Regions from separate parts of the Mus musculus genome. Here all the other regions are linked to region 3. A link is a loop called in an ENCODE intact Hi-C map of the cell type or tissue named here. Cell type or tissue: heart. All regions are shown on one strand. Each heading gives the region's core, and the rest is flanking DNA. Links, peaks and the distances in the headings are about the cores only.

Region 1 (6,366 bases), core at 1-5,000, 190 kb after region 3:
GCTGTTCCGGGGGACCCTCTTCTGACCTCCAGGGGCACCAGGCACACACTTGGCACACATGTATACATGCAAGCAAAACATCCATGCACATAAAATAAATAAATCTCTGAATAAAAGGGATCTACAAAAGGGTGCTACAATCATGAGATACAAACATTTGCATGCCTTCTTTGATGGAACAAATACAAGTTAAGCAAGTCATTTAAGTCATTTATTACTCGAGTGTCCAGCCCAGACTTGCATCTCAGGCAGTTAGATTACTTTATAAACTTCTCTTACTAAAAGGAAAACTAGCCAGGTCTGCCTGTGTGATTTCAGAGGGCCGAAGGTACATCGTTATGCTTTTGACCCACCAGCTTCCAGTTAGCTAATAAGTCAGAACTGCCATCCTTTGGGCAGAAACACATCTGTAAATAAATGTTCGCTCAGGATTTACACTTTCTTTTTCCAAAGAAATTACGGCAAATCAACCACAAATTCTTTCTGGTTTATCGTGGTAAAGCAAGTTGGATGGAGGCACATGGCTTAGCGGTAGGGACTAGCATGCTTAAGGCCCTGGGTTAGAATCTCAAACCCCCGACACCCGCTGAAATGTGCTGTTGAGAAAGTTCACCACATGCATTCTGATGAGGATTGTATTGTCTGTGTCTCGATGATAGCACCGGTCAAGGTGAACTAACGATGACTCTCACTTTCTCTTTTTCTGGTAGCTCTTTGGAGACTGGGAAGCTCAAGTGCGGAGAATAATGAAGCTCATTGCTGGAGGTGGCTTATCCATCACAGGCTCGCACAACATGTGTGGCGACTATCTGTACAGTGGCCACACGGTCATGCTAACGCTCACCTACCTATTTATCAAAGAGTGTAAGTCTAAAGCAACCTTGCTTTGTAATTGTCTCACCTGCCACGCCCCAGGGTCCTTTGGAAAATCAGTGTGGGCAAAGTTCCTTAAAGCCAGACTGAGGCCCGAGGACAGCTGCCTTATCTTATCCTTGTGCGCCCAGGAAAGCACTTGGCTACACTTCTAGACAGGAAGTACCTTGTCTGTGGATGTCAGCTATAATGTTTGGGTGGTTTTACATATATGTAAATAGAATCATTTATATATAGTAAATACATTTTAAAAATCCTGGTGGGAGGGATTCTATCTGCTTTAGACCATTTATGTTCCCAGATTAAAGACAGACAGACAGACAGACACACACACACACACACACACACACACACACACACACAGCCTTTATATTTTTAAAATATGCTTTAGGCAGCACAATAGCTAGGCAGCTGCCTACCCTCCATGCTGTTAGAATCTGCCTCCCTAACTATAACCCTGAATTATCAATTACTATGTTTCATTGTTCCATCTGGGCTGCTCTCAGCTCTAATTGGCCAGCCCATATGACCACGTCTTCTTTACTCCTACTCCATGACGTCTCTCTCTCTCTCTCCCTCTTGTATGTTCTTCTTCTTCCATGGCCAATCCTTCCTCCTTCCTCTTTCCTCCTGCTAGGCCCACCAAAACTCAACCCCACCTATCTCTCTTCTGCCAGCTATTGACTGCTAGCATCTTTATTCACCAATTAGAGTTGACTTGGAGGCAGGGTCCCAGAGGCTACATGCAGACTCCCAGGTCTTGGGCTCCCCACTTAACATTACAATAAACAATAAAAGAAAACCCCAACAGTTACATACATGTATATGCATATATGTGAGTGCTTATATATATGTGCATATATGTGTATGCATATGAGTATATATATTTGTATATTTGTGTATATGTAAATATGTATATAGATATATGTTTGTGTGCATGTATATGTGTGTATTATCTTAATTAGGGGTTTATTGCTGTGATGAGACATCATAACCACAGAAGCTTTTATGAAGGAAAATGTTTAATTGGGGCTGCTTACAGTTCAGAAGTTTATTCGTCCATTACAGCTGTGGTGAGAAGCTGGGTGGTACACAGGCAGATGTGGTGGCAGAGAGTTAGGTGAGAGTTGTACATTTGAACACATGGGCAGTGGAAAGAGCTAGTGAGCCACCAGGCCTGATTTGAGTTTCTAAAAACCTCAAAGCCTGCCACCACATGTGGTTTGGATATATAAAAAAATTAAATATAAAAATAAAATAACTTGTATATAAAAATAAAATAAAAATTTTGAATTCAAACAACACATATAAACATGTTCTGTTGCTTTCTGCTCTCAGGTTGTTTTGAGACATGAAACCTGGTTCATCCATTTTAATTGCTGTTAGGATTTCAGCCCTGTAATTGAACAACAGATTACTTCCCTGGAAAATTCAGTTATTCATAATTTCACTGTTAGAAGCTGTTCAGTAAGGCAGAGTGTTAGACAACCGGGGGGACACAGAGGATGGACACAGACCACAGTATGGAGTTAGGAGCATTGTAGCTCTTGAAATGTGTCTGCTGGGAGCTGGGAGTAGTCCTGAAGAAGAAAATGGACAGGAAGCAGCGCCCAGGTCAGAAAGAGCCCGAGCCACAAAGCAGAGGCTTGGCTTCTGTCTGCGGCAGATGGGGACACTTAGAGTGGTTGGGAACAAGGGGACAGTGTCAGCTGAGTTTTCCTTCAGAGAAGTAGCTTTCAAGAAGTTCTAGAGAGAACAGGCTAGAGACCAAGAGACAGTCCTCAGCTTCTGATGCAGGTATGCAGAGGAGGTGTGGCCTGACCTGTCCGTCACCCTTGGGGTAAAGTGCAGGCCATGGAAGAGCTTGGTGACCACACACAGGACAGGCAATACGGAGGAGACAGGAGGACGCAGGCTGCCCAACCCTGTCGTGAACCAGAAGGAACCGTTATGAAGTGAGATGTTCTGCAGGGGCCTGAGAGAGAGGGAGAAGAGATGTCCTGTTTATTTACTGTGTGATCGACTGCAGTGAATTCTAGAAATGTCTATCCACAGGGCATCTGACCTTTATACCACAACATAACCAGCCATAGGAAGTGGAAACTTTAGGAGTCAGTTGCTATAGGGCCCTTGGGAATAAGGGTGCTCGCCCCCTACTGGTTCACACCTGAAATTGTTTTTCATGTTACTGGACAGTGCGGAGACCTTGCAGGAGTCACAAAACCCTGATTTGGGATCCTGGAACTATCGGCCCCTCCCCGAATTCTGACTGTGGGGAAAATGTTTAATCTCTATATGTCTTTGTTTCCTCATCTTTAAAATGAGTCTTTATTTCATGAGTGAGGAAGAGGCTATAAAAAGTAAAATAAGTGGTGTGCATGGATACGCAGTGAGGTTCACAGAAAATGTGTAGTAGCTGTTCTTGGTGTATTGTTAAGGTATGAATATGAGTGGCCAGTTTCTGCCCCCAGCACCCAATTTAAAATTGCAAAAACAACCAAAGGGGCGGGGGGACCTCTTTCCTCCTCTTCCTTCTGATCCCCTCAGCTTTTAACAACTTTCACCTTTATATAATATGCAACTCTGTAGTTATAGTGTCTTACTCTTTGTCTGTCTCGCCTTCTGGCAAGGGTTCCCCCCACAGAGGCACGCCTTTGCTTACTTCCTTTGTTGATTCAGACATCTTGAGTAGGACCTGTCCAGGGAAAGGTAGATGCGCCCAGCCCGAGTGAATGAATGGCAGTTGGATCTCTTGAGAATCCAGTAAAAGTTGGCAATACCTTCTTCTCCAAAATCAGGGCAGTAGATCCATTCAGAGCTTTGTCTGAAACCCCACGCGCTCTAGACCCCTACGCATTGAGAATGTGGAGTACAAATCTCACCGTCTTTCGGATGAGTGTGTAGTTATGGAACCTGGGAAGCAGGCTGGTAGCTGTAGGGATTATAACTGCATGGTCCCTGCCTAAGCATTTGTGGCACAAACATGAGCTAAACAAGGACGACCAAGGAACATGCCAAACTAGATGGGGAAAAGACCATGAGGTTCCAACTCTGCACAAAGAACTACAGACAACTGAGTAAAGATGGAAACATAAGAGGCATCCCTCTCCAGGGAAGAGCACAGCAAACAGATTGTCCAGCATCAAACCATTGGCCATACAAGAAGTTGTATATAGACTCAGCAGGCTATAATTAGGAGTGTATAGTTATATGCAGACACATGAATGCATCCAATAACAATCAGTGAGAAAAGAGGCCGTAATTCTGAAACAGAGTGGGAAGAGATGTATAAGAGGGAGGGTTTGGAGGGAGCAAAGAGAAGGGAGAAACTAAATTATAGTCTCAAAAACATACATTTAGAAAAGGAATATGTGGCACAGTAGGAGTTAGATTTACATAAGACACTAACCTCAGTGTATCCATAGGTTGCACTTAATTAATGGCCATTGGACAGAGCCTAGGGCCAGAGCTCAGGGCGTAAAGTGCCTGAGGTACCAAGCTAAGACTGTGTGTTTAGCTCCTTAGCACCCACAGAAATACCAGGTAGACATGGCAGCATCCTTGTAGTTCCAGAGCTGGTGTGGAGGTGACAGGGGTCCCGGCAGCAAGCTGAGTAGTTAGACTAGCAGACTCGGTGAGTGAGCTGCGGTTTCACGTCGAGACCTTCCTCAGTACATAACATAGCGTGATCGAGAGAGCAGCTCAGTCACCAAGCTCTGGCTCCTACATGTGAGGCATACACACAGCTGCACACATCAGTGTCTATGCTCATGCAGACATGCATACACACACCGCAGTGTCAGGGGACCATCTTTTAAAGATGGAGCTCAACGCAGTGACCTGTGCATATTTGGTCATAGTCACCTTTTATGTTACGTTTTTGCTTATATGAAATAAGTTATGGCCCTAGATAAATTACTGCTGCTAGTCATATTTCATTAAAAGCCACTTCCTTCTATCCCAAGTTATAGAGAAACAAAAAGTCCTTTAGTTTGCTGGCCCACAAAAATGGGCTTTCTGGAGGAAAGGTGTAAGATAGTCGGTCCTCCAGAATGGCGGAGGCGTGGGTGAGTGGTATTGGTGGTATTGGGTGAGTGGTATTTAGGACCGGGACTATTGCACATGTTTCCTCCTTCTAGATTCTCCTCGGCGGCTCTGGTGGTACCACTGGATTTGCTGGCTCCTCAGCGTCGTTGGAATCTTCTGTATTCTCTTAGCGCATGACCACTACACTGTGGACGTGGTGGTGGCCTACTACATCACCACAAGACTCTTCTGGTGGTATCACACGATGGCCAATCAGCAAGTGAGTCGCCCCTTCCCTGTCATCTTAACTTCTCCTGTCTCAGTCTTGGTGCTGCTGGCTGAGGCCGGAGTAAGAGGTGTTGGAAAGACGGGGAAGCTGTGAGTCTTTTTCAGTTTCTCTTTCTTCGGAACAACCACCTGAGGTGGTGCTGGCTTTTATAGCACCATTCCTCTGCGGAGCCAGTGTGTAAAGTGCTGATGTAATTGACACAGATACCACTTTCTTCTGAAACGTATGTGCTTACTATCTGTGAAAAAAATAATCTCCAAGATGGTATCCGCACTTACGGTGCATTCCTAACCTTTGGTTGTGATGGGCCCATCACTAGTTTCATAGTTACGTTTAACTAAGGTATTAAATATATTTTATCTATTATATTTATATATGTTATATTATTATAACATTTATAAATATACATTTATTATATAGGAGCACAGGAAGTTAAGATCCAAGGAGAGTGAAGAAAGGGCTGACTGAGATATTTAGTAGGTACAAATTGAGGGCGTCTCAGTTTCCCTTGCTCTCCTGGAATCTGACGTGTCCAGGGTATAGTGTGGTGAACTCAGAGTGAAGCCCGGCTGTGTGGGTGGGTGTGGAGCAAGTCTGGGATCCTTTGAATTTTAACATGGGAAATATTTTAAAGGGAAGACAGTAAGATTGAAAAACAAACAAACAAATGTGTATGTTCTTTGCTTTCCTAGGTGCTTAAGGAAGCCTCCCAGATGAACCTCCTGGCCAGGGTGTGGTGGTACAGGCCATTTCAGTACTTTGAAAAGAATGTCCAAGGAATTGTACCTCGATCTTACCATTGGCCCTTCCCCTGGCCGGTAGTCCACCTTAGTAGGCAAGTTAAATATAGCCGGCTGGTAAACGACACATAACAGCTCTGCCGACTAGGGAATGAAGAACAGTCCGAAGTGCTAAGAACTCCATGACAGAAGATGCCATAAAGTAACCACCTCCCCCTGCTATCTCTCAAGTTACCTTGACTTAACCTATTGCGTTACCTGCTCAGCACTGTGATCTTTTTTTTTCTCTCCAAAGGACCCGCGTTGGACAACAATAAAGAAAAGTTCCCACATCATGCACTGTAGACATTTCCTGTTGTTAAGCTTGGGGCTTCTATAACAGGCAGCCACCGTGTCCCTCTGTGTCATTCAGCCGCACCACCGTGTGCTTCTGTATCC
Region 2 (6,366 bases), core at 1-5,000, 48 kb after region 3:
TGAGCTCATGGCGATGGAGTTTGTTGATCAGCCCTAGCTACCAATGCGCTATGTCATCTTGTGCTAGTTGGTTTTTTCCTGTAAGTGGGGCAGCTGAGTAACCCATACTTGCTGTTAGAACTATGGGGAGTTACGATTGCTACTAGATCACAGGGTCTGGATGGGCAGGCCTCTGAAGAGCTTTGGGGTTTTACACTACTTCCTGTGTGGCAGCACTTACTCATTTGAGCTGGCTTGGGTCTGTGGTTGACCTGTGTGATTTTAGGTGGTCACCACTTTGTTTCAGTGTCTTCCTCTTCAGAATACAGTTGGGTGAGGTGAGCTGAGACATCAAGTGGACATTCTCTACCCTGCTTCGTTTGTGCCTTCATGTTTCTTTTCCACATGGCTTTCACAGAGTTCCTAACATCTGTTGTGTAGAAGGAAATCTGTACTGTATCCAACACAGCAAGGAAGGTAGCTCCAGGCTGTCCTTTAAGAGAGCACACAGAAGTACCTACCTGGCATGCTTCATTTCTTTCCCATTGTATACTGAACTTTGCTAGTTCTGAGGTGCTGGAGAGAGAAAAGAAGAGAGTCCCGGCAGTGACCTCTGCCCTATAGATGTTAGTTTCTAGGGATAGACATCAGCTACATTTCAGAAATAATGATTTCATTACACTTGTGGCTTGTGCTAGGAGAGTACCATGTGTGATAGATTGAATTTGTAGGGGCGGTGTGTGACCAGGAGGTCAGAAAAGTCCCCCTGGGTCATAACCTTCTGCTAGAGATCTGTACAAGGAGAGGGTGGGTGTCCCAAGGCCAGCGAAGGGGAAGGGGACAGGGGAAGGATTCCCAGCCCCTCGAAAGAGCCATAGATGAGGCGGGAAAGGTTTGGGGGTCTGTGCTTTGGTTGGGGTGGACAGCACTATATGTATGGGGGAGAGTGTCTTCCCCCATAGGTGTGCCTGCTCTGCATTTCCCTGATGTCATTGTTCAGGTGACTCTATAGTAGGGACACCTTCCCTCGCTCTACCTCTCTTTGCAGCATTTAGTGATGCCTGACAACCTAGAATTACAAGAAAGGAGTCAATGACACAGGGCTCTGCCCATCCCTGCTGTGTTCAGAGGCCTCATCAAGTAATTGAATGAGTCACCTGTCCCCATCCCTACTGTAATAGAGGCCTAGGCAAGTGCTTGGACGAATCAGGATTTTACTTTTTGTTTCTTTTTGAAACTCAAATGAGTTTCCAGCTAACCTGAGAGGGTTGGGGCTACTGATCCTGTGACAGATTAAGCCTTTCATTTTAACTAAGGACAAGTAAAAAAGATTAATTTTCTTCTTTAAAAATAACCTAATGCAAAACAAAACAAAGCAAAACTTAATACTTGTAAATGGAAGATTTCCCTGGGCTGAAACTGTGAACAGCTCCCCCAAACAGCTCACCTTCCACCCCAGCTTAGCTCCTCTGTGCACAGTTGAGTATGGCTTGCTTGCCTGTCCTGATCTCCAGCTGCCTTTCCCATTCATTAGCAGTTATGAGCAAGCTAAGCAGCCCTGGATGATGGACGTTCCAAGTGTGAACCACAGTTCCCATTGGATGTTTCCTGCCACGGCCTTTGCAAAGTCAAAGAATCCCAGGGGAGCCATCTGGATTCAGGATTTACCTGCTTTCTCTTTTTTTTCTGTTGTTCTTCTTCACAAATTGGTATAAATACCTAGCCTCCACTTCTTCTTTTGAGCGACTGAACCAGACTTTTAATGAAAACAGAAATCTAGCCTTGCATTTCACAGATTTGGGGGCTAAATTATAACATACCCTAGTTCTGCTAAACTAATTGTTTGTATGGGATGAGCCTCTGGCCTTTTGCTTTGCTCTTTTTTACCTCCTGGGGACAGGTCTGGAGACCAAAGATGTATGAAGATAATATGCACAGAAACAGCATGGGTCTCAGTATGTGGTTCGTGATTTTAAAAAGCTAATGCAGAAATCTTTCTCTGTTGGTACTTTTTACAAGATGGGCAGGATCTGTGCTGGCCAATGAGGCTGTGCGTATAATGGTCACAGTTGGAGTTAGGCATCTGTCTATTTAGATGGCGTGGCTGTCATGTATTAGCTGTTAACTGTTGCACAACTTACCAACCTTTCTTTAAAGTGACTCTTGTCACAACAGTAGTATTGTATAAGAAGACCATTATTTGCTATTGTTTGCATTTATTATAATGTACATAATTGGTGCTCTTATTAAGGGCTGTAGCCTGAGCATGATTGTCTACTAGTGTTCCCCAGACTTGCCTGAGCTTATACCGTTCCTCAGGTGCTTGTTAAAAGCAAAGATTCTCAGGCACCACCCAGATACCCAGACTTGCTTCATCAGATCCCCATGGGAGAGGCCCGGCAGAGCCCTATTACACACCCTGGTTTCAGATATTTTGCATGAATTTTTGGTGTGCGTCCATATTTGGTACTGTGTGTTCCAGTCTTGACCAGAGGAAACATGGCCTCTGGTCAGACTCTTGGCAAAGACTCTTTTTCTCAACATGTGTAACATATTCTCACACTCCAGGTTCTAGCTACAAAGAAGAATGGTATCATGTGTGCAACTTGGCTAGCCTGGCATTCTTTCTCTCTCTTGGTGAAATATCCTAATAACCTGCTCAGCCTCAACATATGTATCAACATGATGAGCCTGTGCACAGTTCTGAGTGTTCCCTCCAGATGTGGGTGGGATGGGAACAGGAAGTGCCATGGCGTGCTCTCACCGTTATCAGTGGAGAGCAGGCTGCAAGCTCTACTTTTTTCAGTGGAGACCTGGGAGCCAGATGCTGCATCTTAACCCAGGGCACAGAGATTAGTGCACTCTGAGCCAGCTCTTCTGGAAAAACAGCGTTTGGCTGTTTTTCACACAAGCCTGCAAATTTTTCTCTCTAGCCCAGTTACTTCCTTGTTAGTGACAAAGAAAGGTGGGTTTGTCACATTTTACTCACAGGACTGGGGTTTTGGGAGACATTGCAAATGGGGTTCCCAGCTTGGGGTTCTCATCTTAGCAAGGGAGTACTCTGCATTCCTGCGGAGATGGGGCGATTTTTTTGCCTCCACCTTATTCTGTGAGGATTTAAAGTGATTGATCTTGATGCTTCTGTCCCCCTCCCTCCCTAAGGTCGTGGTTTTACATGAATAGAACTTGACTTGAGATTCGGACGTGGGTTAACCTTGCCTTTCTGTTCTCATTCTCCTCATGCCATAAGGCAGCTTGATGAGTGCTGAGAATCTTATTTCAGTGTCAGGTTCATTTTCTGACCTGTGAACAAGTTTATCCAGGTTTGTGGCGATTGATATAACAGAGGAGTTTGTGTATTCTGTGGCGCCCCTTAGAAAAAGCCTGTGAGGCACCCTTGACAGTAGCATCTGAAGACTGAAAGAGAAAGTGGTTTTGCCCTAGCCCCATGGCATTCTTAGTGAAAAACGCTGATCCACACAGTTGTACAGAGAATTTTAAAAATATCATGGCAGGGATGAGCAGTTGACGAGGGACATGGCTACTCATCATAGCTTGGAGAGAATGCAGTCAGCTTGCTCTTGGTTTCTTTTGCCTTGTGGGTAGATGGAAATCACCAGGCACTCCTTGCGTCTATCCCGCTCTCAGCCTTTAAGCGCTTAGCAGTGGAATGAGCCCAGGCCTGTAGCTTCCTTTACTTCTCTTGCTGTTCTGTTTTGCAATGTCTTTTCTCATTTGTGGATCTTTCCATTGCAGGAGAGACTGGAGGTAGCTGCTCATGTCATTGGTTTACTGACTGTAAGCTTATGCAGGTTAAGTGTTTTTGATTTGCCGTATCTACAGACTGTTTATGTCTAGTGAGCAGCCTCGTGGGAGGAGGGCATTCTAAAGACGCGATGAGGGCTTGGCCAATGATATGTTGATGTAATGAGGAAGCAATGCCTACTCCAGACATTTCCAAATTGCCAGTATCATGTGGAGGGGAGGTTCAGTTACCACCCACAAAGGAAGCCTTCTGCTCAAACAGGTGGAAAAACTCCAACCCTTTCTCTCTCCACCCAGTCCATATACATAACAAAACACAACACAAATGGACTGTGAAACAAGACAGCCAATTTTGTTAAATACCTGTATTCAAAACTATAATTGTGTATGTTATTATATATAATTATCTAGCAAGTAATCCTAAGCCCCCCAAAATTTTAATGATACCATGTATCTTGCCACGTTACTGTATTTTTCATTTCTATAAAAACATACATTTTAATTCAGCATTATAGTTTGTGCACATTTATGTATGTATGCGTGTACATGTACATGTGTATGTTCATGTATATACGTTTGTGTACATATGTGCTACTGTGTGCATGTAGAGGTCAAAGGACAACCTTTGGCGGTCAGTTCTCCTTCCATTGTGGGTTCTGGCATTGACGAACTTCAAAGAGGATTTTTTTGTTTGTTTGTTTTGTTTTGCTTTGTTTTAATCTGTTGGCCTTCTCAGAGGCTCTTAACAAATTTTCTAACCTCTTTGAAAGTGAGGCTTCAATCTCACACCTTCTAGAAATGTCTGAGGCACCTAACAAGACAAAGTATCTTATAAGGACTTAGAAACAGTATACTGATGGGACTTAAAGTATCACTCAGTAGTTTGATCTAAGTGCTAGACTGCAGTGCTACACTCGGTTTTTCACATTTAAAAAGATGTTTTGTGCTGGGCGGTGGTGGCGCACACCTTTAATCCCAGCATTTGGGAGGCAGTGGCAGGCAGATTTCTGAGTTCAAAACTAGCCTGGTCTACAAAGTGAGTTCCAGGACAACCAGGGCTATACAGAGAAACCCTGTCTCGAAAAACAAAACAATAACAACAACAACAACAAAAACCAACAAAAACCGATGTTTTGTTTTGTTTTTCTGTGTGTGTGCAAGTGCGTGTGTCATAGCATGTGTGTAGAAGTCAAAGGACAACATTTGGGAATCAGTTCTCACTTTCCACCTTCTTTGAGACGCAGTCTGTCTCATTTCTGCAACTGCACTGGGGGTTCTGGGCTAGCTGACCTGAGACCTTCCAGCCTCTTTTCTGTCTCGGCCTCCCTTCTCACTATAGTGATGCTGGGATTATAGATGTGTGCTACCATGTCTAGCTTCTTTCATGAGTTCCAAGGATCAGACTTAGAGGAGCACGGTTAGAGGCCTTTATCCATCTTCCAGGCTGGAGAGTTCAAATTTTGTCTGTATTCATGGTGATTATTTACAGACTGCTTTTCTCAAAAATTGCCTGTCAATTTTTCTTGGTCTCTATATGAGTCATATAGAGTTACAATTACAAATGGATGTTTTTAATGAACTGGAAGAAGAGGGAAAAATTCAACGTACTAGATCAAGTATCCTCCCTAATGAAAAATATAGCAAAGTAGTTTTGTATTTATTGCAATTTTTTGTTTAGTGCTGATAAAGTTGATGATGTAATCATTGTCTTAGATAACTTCCTTTGTTCTTACATTGCTAGTGTGTGAACTGGTCATACCCACATTTGTCCCCTTCTCTGCGGCGCTGTTTACAGTTGGGAGGGAAGGGGAGCGTGAATCAGCCGCTGCTTTGGAGAACATTCAGAGGAAGAACAGAGGACAACATTGCCGGAGCATAGATGGAAAAAGAAGAGGGCAGGAGATGAGACTACAGGAGCCAGGCTGCTCCACGCAGACTTCAGTTGTCTGTAGAAGAGTTCAGATTTGTTCTCAATTGGAAACACAGAACAACTGGTGCTTTATGAAGCTCCCCTTTGCTCTGTTTGAATAGCGGACTGGAGGCCTTCCTAGCAGCTGCTGACCCCATTTCTCCTTCCTCCCGTCTCCCTGTGTCCTGTAGTCCTGCACTGTTTTCTTGGGAGCACGTCACCAGAGCACACAGCGTGCTCTTTCTTCAACTGCTTGACTGTAAACTGTGACTGTGGGGCAGACTTTGTGTCTTTCTCTACTGCTGGGCTGCCAGTCCCAAGCAGCAGTCACAAATCCCAACCAAAGAGACGACCAGGCCAGACACCGAAATCAGAGCGGGCCAGTCTTCCCACAAATGACAGTGTGGTTGATTACAGAAGAAAGTAGAAGCAGTTTGATGAAAAACCAACAACACCTTGGACAAGGCGTCAAAGTTCACGCTTCTAATATTGGCAGTGGGCAGCGTGCCCCAGCTGAGACTGAGTTATGTGAGTTGACTTGTCACAAAGCAGAATAGATGTAATGATGCAATGAGTGTCATCCCATAAAGTATAGAGAAGCAATTATGTCAGTGGAAAAGGGATGGAGAAGACATGAGAGCTGTGTGTAGTTTGTGGTCTGTGCTGGATTCGTGCTGCACCCAGTGCTGGGAAGAGGAGATGATCAGGAAGGA
Region 3 (8,258 bases), core at 1,855-6,854:
CTCCTAAGTTCTGTCTGTAGGAGTACTTCCTGTGCTCGGTGAACTGCCTCACGTGACTGTTGCTGGGAAACCCTACTCGACTGTTGATAGGCAGTGAGAATAGGTTAGCGATGCATGAAGATCTCTGGGCAGCATTTAAGAAGGTGTTGACTTCTTTTTAAAGCTCAATTTCTCTGCCACAAAAAAATGGTTTAACTCTAGCACATCTCTGGTGGGTTCCTTGGTTCAAAGATTAGGTTCACATCGCTAAAGCTGATACTGCCCACTCCCTTCTTATCCCGTAAGCGTCCTGTCTGTTGCCTGGGACTACCTTAGCCATCTCTGGGAGCACATGGAAGATGATGGATAGGGAAGGCAGCTTCCCTGGATGGAGCTGGGCTGGTGGTTTAATTGTTGGTGATTTGAGTACTAACACTGCTTATAAAAACAAGTAAGTTGAACTAAAGGATTATCCCTAGTAAAACCACATTTTATGGGTCTTCTTTGACTAACCCTTAAACAGTGTTAGCACCAGGTCTTTGATGTGGAGTGGGTACCCTAAGGCATATTTATGTTTTCCTTAGCTTTGTGGTCTCTTTCTTCCAGATGTGGTCAGAATGGATCTCTGGGGGGGTAGTCTTGAATGACTTCCAGACCAGTGAGATGCAGTGTTAGGTCTGAGGCCTTTGAAATCCACACCACTGACACCAAACAGAACCCAGCTCCTCTTTAACCAGGAAAAGATGTCAGGTGTCATTCTGCATCAATGCGTGACTTATTCCAAGCTGTTTACCTCTGGGGTATTGGAGGCATGACTTTAAGCAGCCAGGGGTAGCTTGATCACCTTTCATGATGGAGTCAGATACCATAGATAGGGGTGGATGTTTATGTGGTGCCTCTAAGTATAATATCCCTAAAATTCAAAACCTGCTTAAAAAAAATCAAGTAATGAGAGTCAACCGAATATTAATACATAATTAATTGCCAGCCATACTCTGAAATCCTAGCATCCTGAAGCATTGAGGCAGGAAAGTGTTTTGCTTCCAGCTGGGACCTAGAGCTACATCACTGGGATGCTGTGTGATAGCTTAACCTCTCTGTGTCTCTGTTCGGTCCTTCACTTTTAAGGTGAGAGGAAGTGTCCAGGGTACCTGTTAGGGTGACTGTGTGAGAAATAGAGATTGAAACTGCATCTGATGCTTGCTGTTTATATCAGTTGCTGATGGAACCATAGGGCCAGAGAAATGTCCCTTCTCTTTCTGTTTTGAACGATTTCTACTGACCTCTTGTCAAGACCCCACGCTTGGGAAGCAATGCTCCTGGAGTAGCTTTGGGAGTTGGAGATAGAAGATCAAGCCTCAGGGAAGGTAGCCTCAGAGCCTGCCTGATAGAAAAGATTGGGTTCCTTAAGCTCCCGTGAATTCACTTCCTGCTCCACACTGGAAAGGGTGCTTCGTCGTGCTGTTTGCTGTTGCTTTGCTCTTTTGGAATTCGTGTTCTTTTGCTAGTTCAGATTTCTAGATCAGAGTCCAGTTTCTACAACAAATGTGCACAGTTTTATGTATAGCTTCAAATAAAGCATATTTTCTCCTTCGGAACATTTTACTAAAATTTTTTGTAATCGTGGTATTCTTTTTTGCCACAGTAAAAAGGCCGTTCCCCTTGCCCCCCCCCCCCCCCATGTAGACAATCACCATCACTTAAAAATTAAGAGTAGTAGGTCATTGTTCTTGCTTTCGAGTAACAACCGTTCATTTAAAATTAAAAAGAAAATGTTGAAAAATTATTTGTCTACACTTGCAAATGACAACTATTGATGCTTCTTTATTCTGTGATTTAAATCAGATCTAACGAAAGGTCAGCTCTGCCTTCTTGAGAGTCATCATTCATCGGCTCTTTCATGCTTCTTCTTGCAGATGTTAAAGCATTTTTAATAATTAACTTCAAACCCATTGGCAAAGAACAGTACCCTCGAGTGAATATTCAACTGGAAAATGCCTCTCAATTGTACCCAGTAGTGTTTGAACTGTGTTTGTATTTGAACGCTCGAGCAAAGTCAACAGCCCTGCAAGGCATATTACTTCGCTTTTTAATATTAACTTTGCTTAGATTTGACGCCCACCGAGCAGGAGGTGGGACGGCAGAACACACTTAGAGCACAGTCGCCACTGGAAGACTGGGTACACTGGGGACACTGGGGACACGTGTCTTCATGCTTTTGTCTCAGTTCTCAGATGCATTGACTCTCACCCCAGAATACAAGCGTTCCCCGTGGTTGATTTGAACATGATGCTGGTGGGTCCCGTGTTGATTGCTGAGCAAACAGGAAGGTAAATCCTCAATTCTGTATTTCCTTACTTTTTTCTCTTTCAATATTCTCAAAACCTTTAAGTTTCTTTGGGAATTTCTGGAAGGAATTACTGAATAGAAAAACACCATTTGGGCTTCATTTCAGGTGAACTTCACAACTGTGACTATGTCTATGTGTTCCTTTGTGGTCTCTCTGATCACACCTGTGAAGGCTGTATCCTGGGCCCTGCATTCCTGAGGACACGTGACTGTCTTACCTGGAATACACATCCCCTGGCCTGTTGGTCCCCTCTTTTTTCCTGTCTGGAATGAGACTTTGCTGACTGCTTTAATGAAGTACAGCTCTTAAGCCTGCTGTCCCCTTCCTGCTTCCTCCCTGGCACAGGCCTAATGCCTGACTAACACCACTGTGGGGTGCTTCTGTGCTGTGTGCCTGTGCGCTGCTTTGTTTTCTGTCCTGGAGCTGTGCCTGTTACCTAGTAGAAACTCTGGAAATACTTTGGCTGAATGAATCCAGTGAATGAGTAAGTGAAACTTGCTCAGGGAGTTTGGTATGTGGGAGAGGGTGATTCTGGTGACTGTGAAATCATTAGGAGGCCATTGTCACCGGCCCCTGGGATTTAATGAAAACCCACACCAAGAGCTTGGAGAATCAAGGTCACTGTGCTAATGTCTGGCAGTGAAGGAGAGAGCAAAAGGGAACGATCTGGAACAATCTAGCTTGGCAATAAGAGATATTCGTTCGCTGCAACTAAGTTAAGGAATTGTGGGAAACGCTTCAGCGTTTTAGAAAGCAAGTTGTGTGTATTAATAGGAAAAGAAATCAATTTATTTCTGAATGTGTGTTGGTCTGCAGGATGTTTTTTCAGAGGCTCTAGCCTCCCTCCCCCACTAAATTGCTGATTTTACTTTGAGGTCAAATTTCCTAAAGTGTTTTAAAAGCTAGCCAGGAAGGCAGGCTTTGGCCTCTAGGGAATGTATATCTTTAGATGGCGACATTTTTCTGTATCTGGGAATCAAATTGGGATTACTGAAGATCTGAATACTTAATTAGCTTTTTAGGATCTTCAGTCACTAACAGAATTAGTGATTTAAATATGAAATTCATTGTTCTTCCACTTGTCAAATGCTTCTCGCATACAGAAGGATAGGCTTGGAGCAGAGGCCATGACTGCATCCTGTGCTCTTCCCGCGCTCACCGGACCCCCTGGAGGACCCGGCAGTGGCATCTTCAAGTTGGATAGTAAGCATCTTGTTTGTGAGCCAGGCTCTGTTGCCTTTCTTTTAAGATCTTGAACCTGGGGAGATGGTGTACCGCATTAGACTCTGAGCTTTAGGAGTAGGTAGACCATGACTCACTCACTGAATTTTAAGTTAGTAACTTGGGTGATTCTCAGCAAATATCTAGAGGCATTGCAATTAAAAACTCAAGAGTTGATGTCTGTGAGGTTCCTGCTGATTTGAGCTCTTTCCTTGCCTTGGAAGCATTGACTTTTGTCCTGTTGCTTCTTATCTGATATATGGAAGGCTGGGGATTCTAGGAAGGAAAGATGTTGGTGGTATGTCCTTTGCGGCTCCATGTTGTAAGATTGTTTTGTTTTTCTATTTAGCTAGAGATATCCAAGACTGTTATCTGCATTAACATTCTGTGCTCTAACTACATTTAGTGAGAAGAAGATGTGAACATACTGACGTGGATGGGTCTCTCGGTCTCTGTCTCTGTGTGTGTGTGTGTGTGTGTGTGTGTGTGTGTGTGCGCAGCTCTTTGGCTTTGCATCTTGCCAGCTACAGGGTGGGTGCCTCCATAGCATTTGGATATGTAACCTATACTTCAATCATAACAATAAAGAGATTCTTAGCAACCATTACCACTAAGGTTTTCATTAGCTTGGGCTTCTTTTTCTGAACTGTGAGTCTATTAGGATTTTGGTGTGTCTCACCATGGTCTCTATAGACCAGAAAAGCCTATTATGTGTATTTGCTGATGCTGGGTTATTTGAATCTCCATCTATTTGTCCCTGGCAAGGGAATGTTATTACTGCTCTGGTTTTTGTTTCTTAAATGTAGCTAGCATCAAGGCTTATTTGTTTTCTTTATCAGAACCTTTAATTGGGTTTATTTCTGCTGGTAGCTGGTATTGGTGCCTAAGGCAATATAGCTGGGGACTAGTGTCTCTCTGTCTGCCTGCCTGCCTGTCTGTCTGTTACTTTTGTAGGCACTCAATTCATACTAGGCAAACACTTGCTCAGTCAGTCATTGAGTTACATCTCCAGCCTTGTGTTGTTGTTAAGTCAGTTTTCCTGTGGAGTACAGGCTTGTGTTAAATTCTTTATTCTCCACCTTCTATCTCTCAAATCCTGGCATTACCAGCAGGAGCTACCACACCCTGCAAAAAGTTCCTCCGGAAGGAATCAAGTCTGATGTCTGTCCAGATGTATGGTCATAAGGTGAGCTGATGTTTGCCCTAAGGTGTGATGCAGTCTACCTTCTGAATCATCAGTGTAAGCTGTGATATCAGATGTGGCAGCAGGTGGCGCTTGGGGGTGGTGACAACTGGTGACTGTTGTTGCAACTGGCCTCACTGTGCGCCTGCTTCACTGAGCTTTAGAGAATGGTTTGCTTTCGCTGCTGTGAGCACAGCTGACAGGTAATAAATACAAGGGCTTCCAGGTGGAGCTTCAGTAGCTCACAGTTAGATGGAATTCAGTGGTGGTTTGCTTTCGTCTGTCCAGATGACCACGAATACAGGAGACCTGCTACAAGAACAGGAAATGTAAGCCTTGTAGTGAGTCCCGTGAAGGTAACACAGCAGCGAGCTCATGCCTTAGACCCATTAACTCTCATCATTGATCCAGACATCAAAAGCAATGATCCAGGGGCATAACGTGGAGCTTCTCCATCTGCCTTTCTCTGTTGAGGTCATTTCAGTGTCCAGCAAGCTAAATATTTGTAGTTTGTGAAACGGAAGATCAAAGAGGCATAGCTTGAGGTGAAAGTAGCTCCAGCTCCCCGAGTAGGAGTGATCATCAAATAATTATTTCCATGTGTTGAATTTTCACTCGTTGGCTACTGATTCATTTCAAATACATGGGAGGAACTCTATCTCCATGTTTAATTAATAGAGCAAGTATGTAAACATCACTAAACTTGGTTCTGTCTTCCAGATAAGATTCCTGAGTCATACAAAGGACAAATAGCTTGACCAAGGCCGTGTGGTTAACCAGTCAATGACTTAAGTCTTGCTGGCTCAGTCCAGTTCCAGGACATTTCGTCATCAGTTAGAATACTCTTTTAAGTGGATTGTGAAACCTCAGCAAGCAAGGTTAATGGGGGCTTTATTGAGGACAAGGGTAATTGGGCTTCATTGAAGAATACTTAATGAGGGCTTCTGTGCGTTCCAGCTGTGTGTGTTTTACTTTCTGTCAAATGCTTCTAGTATGTGGCTAGCACAGCTCGACTGAGTGTGGCCATTGCTGACTTGCAGGCCATTAGATTTTACAAGCTGTGAAACACAAGGGGCCTTGAATAGGAGAAGCTATTCAACATTTGCTCCCGGTGGCAGTTGTTAAAGAGTTGAGTTAGGACTCCAAACACAACATGGAAATCAGTATTGATACCAAGTGTAAGTCATCTGGCTATGTGGAGGCTGCAACAAATTATCATGAACTCAGCAGCTTAAGCATCACGAGTTTGCTTTTTGACAGTTCTGAGGGCCTGAAGTCTATCTAGTACTGGCTTTAATGGTCTGAAGTGAAGGTGTGGGTAGGGCTGCCCCTCCCTCTCTGCAGGGTCTAGGAGAATCTGCTCTTTTCTCTTGCAGCTTGTGGTGGCTCCAGAATTCCTTTTCTTGGGCTGATTTATTTGTCTCTGGGAGATCAGTTGCCTTTCTCCCCAACACCCCTTGTATTTGGTATCAGGCTGGTTCCTACATGTTGAGGACACTTTTGACTGTATATTGGGACAAACCAGGCCTCTCCAATGCAATATCTTTAGCCTAATTGCATTTGTAAAAGCCCCTTTCCCCAACCCCTTGCTGCCCTCCCTTTTTACTTTGTAAAGAAACATGCATAGGTTTTAGGGATTATGATGTAAATTCCATTCAATAGGCCATTGATAGGCCTGGCACATGATGACAGAATTAAGACCTTTCATCTGTCCTGTACAAGTATGCACCTAATTTCAAAAACAATATTGCTAACTGCTTTTACAGTTCAGAGGGTAAAATGTGTAAATATTCCATGGCCAAACAAATCTGAGGACTATTGGGTAGGATGTCTATCTTTGAGGACATTCACAGTGCAGTGAATTCCTGCTATAAAGAAAGTCGCTTAACTTTGTTGAGTCCAAAATTCCTTGGACTTGGATTACAGAGTACTTCTTTTGGAAGGGCATACCTGTTCATAGTTGGTAGAGTGCCTGAGAATGGAAGGAAGCTCTGATCAAATTTTTATTCCCATTAGTATTTCTAAAGCATGAAGTATATGTTAACCAATTATGTGTTGTTTTATGACTTAAAAACCAATGCAAATATGTAGAGTTAAATGACCATCCACCCAACCATCCATCCATCCATCCGTCCATCCATCCTTTAGTTATTAATATAGTCTTACTTGGTAGCTTAAACTGTCCTGGAACTTATTCTCAAATTGGTCTCAAACAATTGGCCACCTCCAGGCCTTAGCCTCCTGAATTCGAGAAGTATAGATTGTGAAGTCTGCATCTTGCAATAAGTGAGTTTTGGTGTTGTGCTTGAGGAGTTTTAGGGGTTAAAAGCTATGAGTTATGAAGTGGGTGGAGTTGTTCTGACATGGAATGGTCTAGAGGACTCTCATAGAGAAAGATAGGGTGGGGGTAGGATGCTTGCAGAGCTCCTAGTATCTGCCATCTTGACATCCACATAAGAAGTTTGCTAACTCTTCTCTAAGTGATAGGAGCTGTTAAAGGCAGCTTGAATATTAGGGAGGGAAAGAGTTTTGGACATAAAACTACTGCGTACACCTTTAATCCCAGCACTTGGGCGTCAGAAGCAGATGAATTTCTGAGTTCGAGGCTAGCCTGGTCTACAGAGTGAGTTCCAGGACAGCCAGGGCTACACAGAGAAACCCTGTCTCGAAAAACCACCATCAACAACAAAAAAAACCAAACAAAATAATAAACAAAACAACAAACAAAAAACAAACAAAATAATAATAATAATTTAAAAAGTAACAACTGCAGTTGGAGGATGGGGTGAGACTGGATGGTAGCGTCAGACAGTTTTAACATAAGCTTTACCTTTCTAATGATAGTACTGTATGTCAACCACAACTAATATTGAGAAATGATTAATTTGAATCATTTTATTCAGCATTCCTGCTTTTTATATAACACTCTCTCTCTGCATGCTAACATCCAGCATGCCACTGTAATATCCAAAATGAATTCAAGACCACCCAGTACCTTCCCCCTTAGAAAAGGACTTTCCAAACTGCACTAGCAGGCCAAGTGCAGAGCCAGATAAGGAAGCTGGTTGACTAAATAAATGTAAAAACATAGTTTTAGTGGTCAAAATGACTAAGCTTCCAACTGCCAAAATAATATTAGCTGTTCTCAGAGAAATAACCATAACAAGATAGCAGCTCCCAGAGAAATCCCCTACCCCGCCCCACACTGAATTCTGAGGAAGACTGCAGACAGCCCTGACCTTGCTAGAATTCTCTGTGATGTTAATAGCTAAAAGTTGACCAAATTATAATAACCCACCATGGTGGCAAGCAAAGTGAGTCACTAGGCCAAAGGGTTACTTAGTCACTATACAAACCAACCAATGCCTGAAAGGGTTACTTGCTACACTAATGAAAACCCTGTTGCTCAAATCTGTCCCTTACAAAGGTATAAAAAGTGTGTTCTTTCTTTGTTCTGGGTCTCTCCTCTGGCCTGCTTGCTGAGAGGGGAGTCCCCAACATGTTGGATCAATAAAAATCCTCATG

What was found. Hi-C counts contacts between places; a loop is a spot of excess contacts. Peaks named below come from ENCODE experiments on the same cell type or tissue, not always from the same donor. Only the 100,000 strongest peaks of a DNase experiment are listed, where the experiment ranks them.
Region 1: a loop joins it to region 3, with 2.2 times the contacts of the local background. A loop is called at or near these places in 6 of 42 quality-filtered maps.
Region 2: a loop joins it to region 3, with 2.0 times the contacts of the local background. A loop is called at or near these places in 6 of 42 quality-filtered maps.

Annotation. Positions count from the first base shown.
Region 1 is chr19:32,124,039-32,130,404 of GRCm38, reverse strand. Sgms1 (sphingomyelin synthase 1) reads left to right here. Exons shown (of 10, transcript NM_144792.5): 8 at 711-864; 9 at 5,013-5,179; 10 at 5,881-6,366. The coding sequence ends at 6,060. Among named protein-coding and RNA genes, the nearest start is that of Asah2, 24 kb to the right of the region's middle. In heart, for the core only: a CTCF peak has its summit at 3,022 (motif pointing left); no DNase peak of the experiment used is centred there; H3K27ac peaks cover 646 bases.
Region 2 is chr19:32,269,101-32,275,466 of GRCm38, reverse strand. The region is part of intron 3 of Sgms1 (sphingomyelin synthase 1); the gene reads left to right. Among named protein-coding and RNA genes, the nearest start is that of Sgms1, 120 kb to the left of the region's middle. In heart, for the core only: no CTCF peak of the experiment used is centred there; DNase peaks (open chromatin) are centred at 1,586, 2,439 and 2,746; H3K27ac peaks cover 1,663 bases.
Region 3 is chr19:32,317,088-32,325,345 of GRCm38, reverse strand. The region is part of intron 2 of Sgms1 (sphingomyelin synthase 1); the gene reads left to right. Among named protein-coding and RNA genes, the nearest start is that of Sgms1, 67 kb to the left of the region's middle. In heart, for the core only: CTCF peaks have their summits at 2,700 and 4,808 (motif pointing right); DNase peaks (open chromatin) are centred at 2,725 and 4,835; H3K27ac peaks cover 1,148 bases.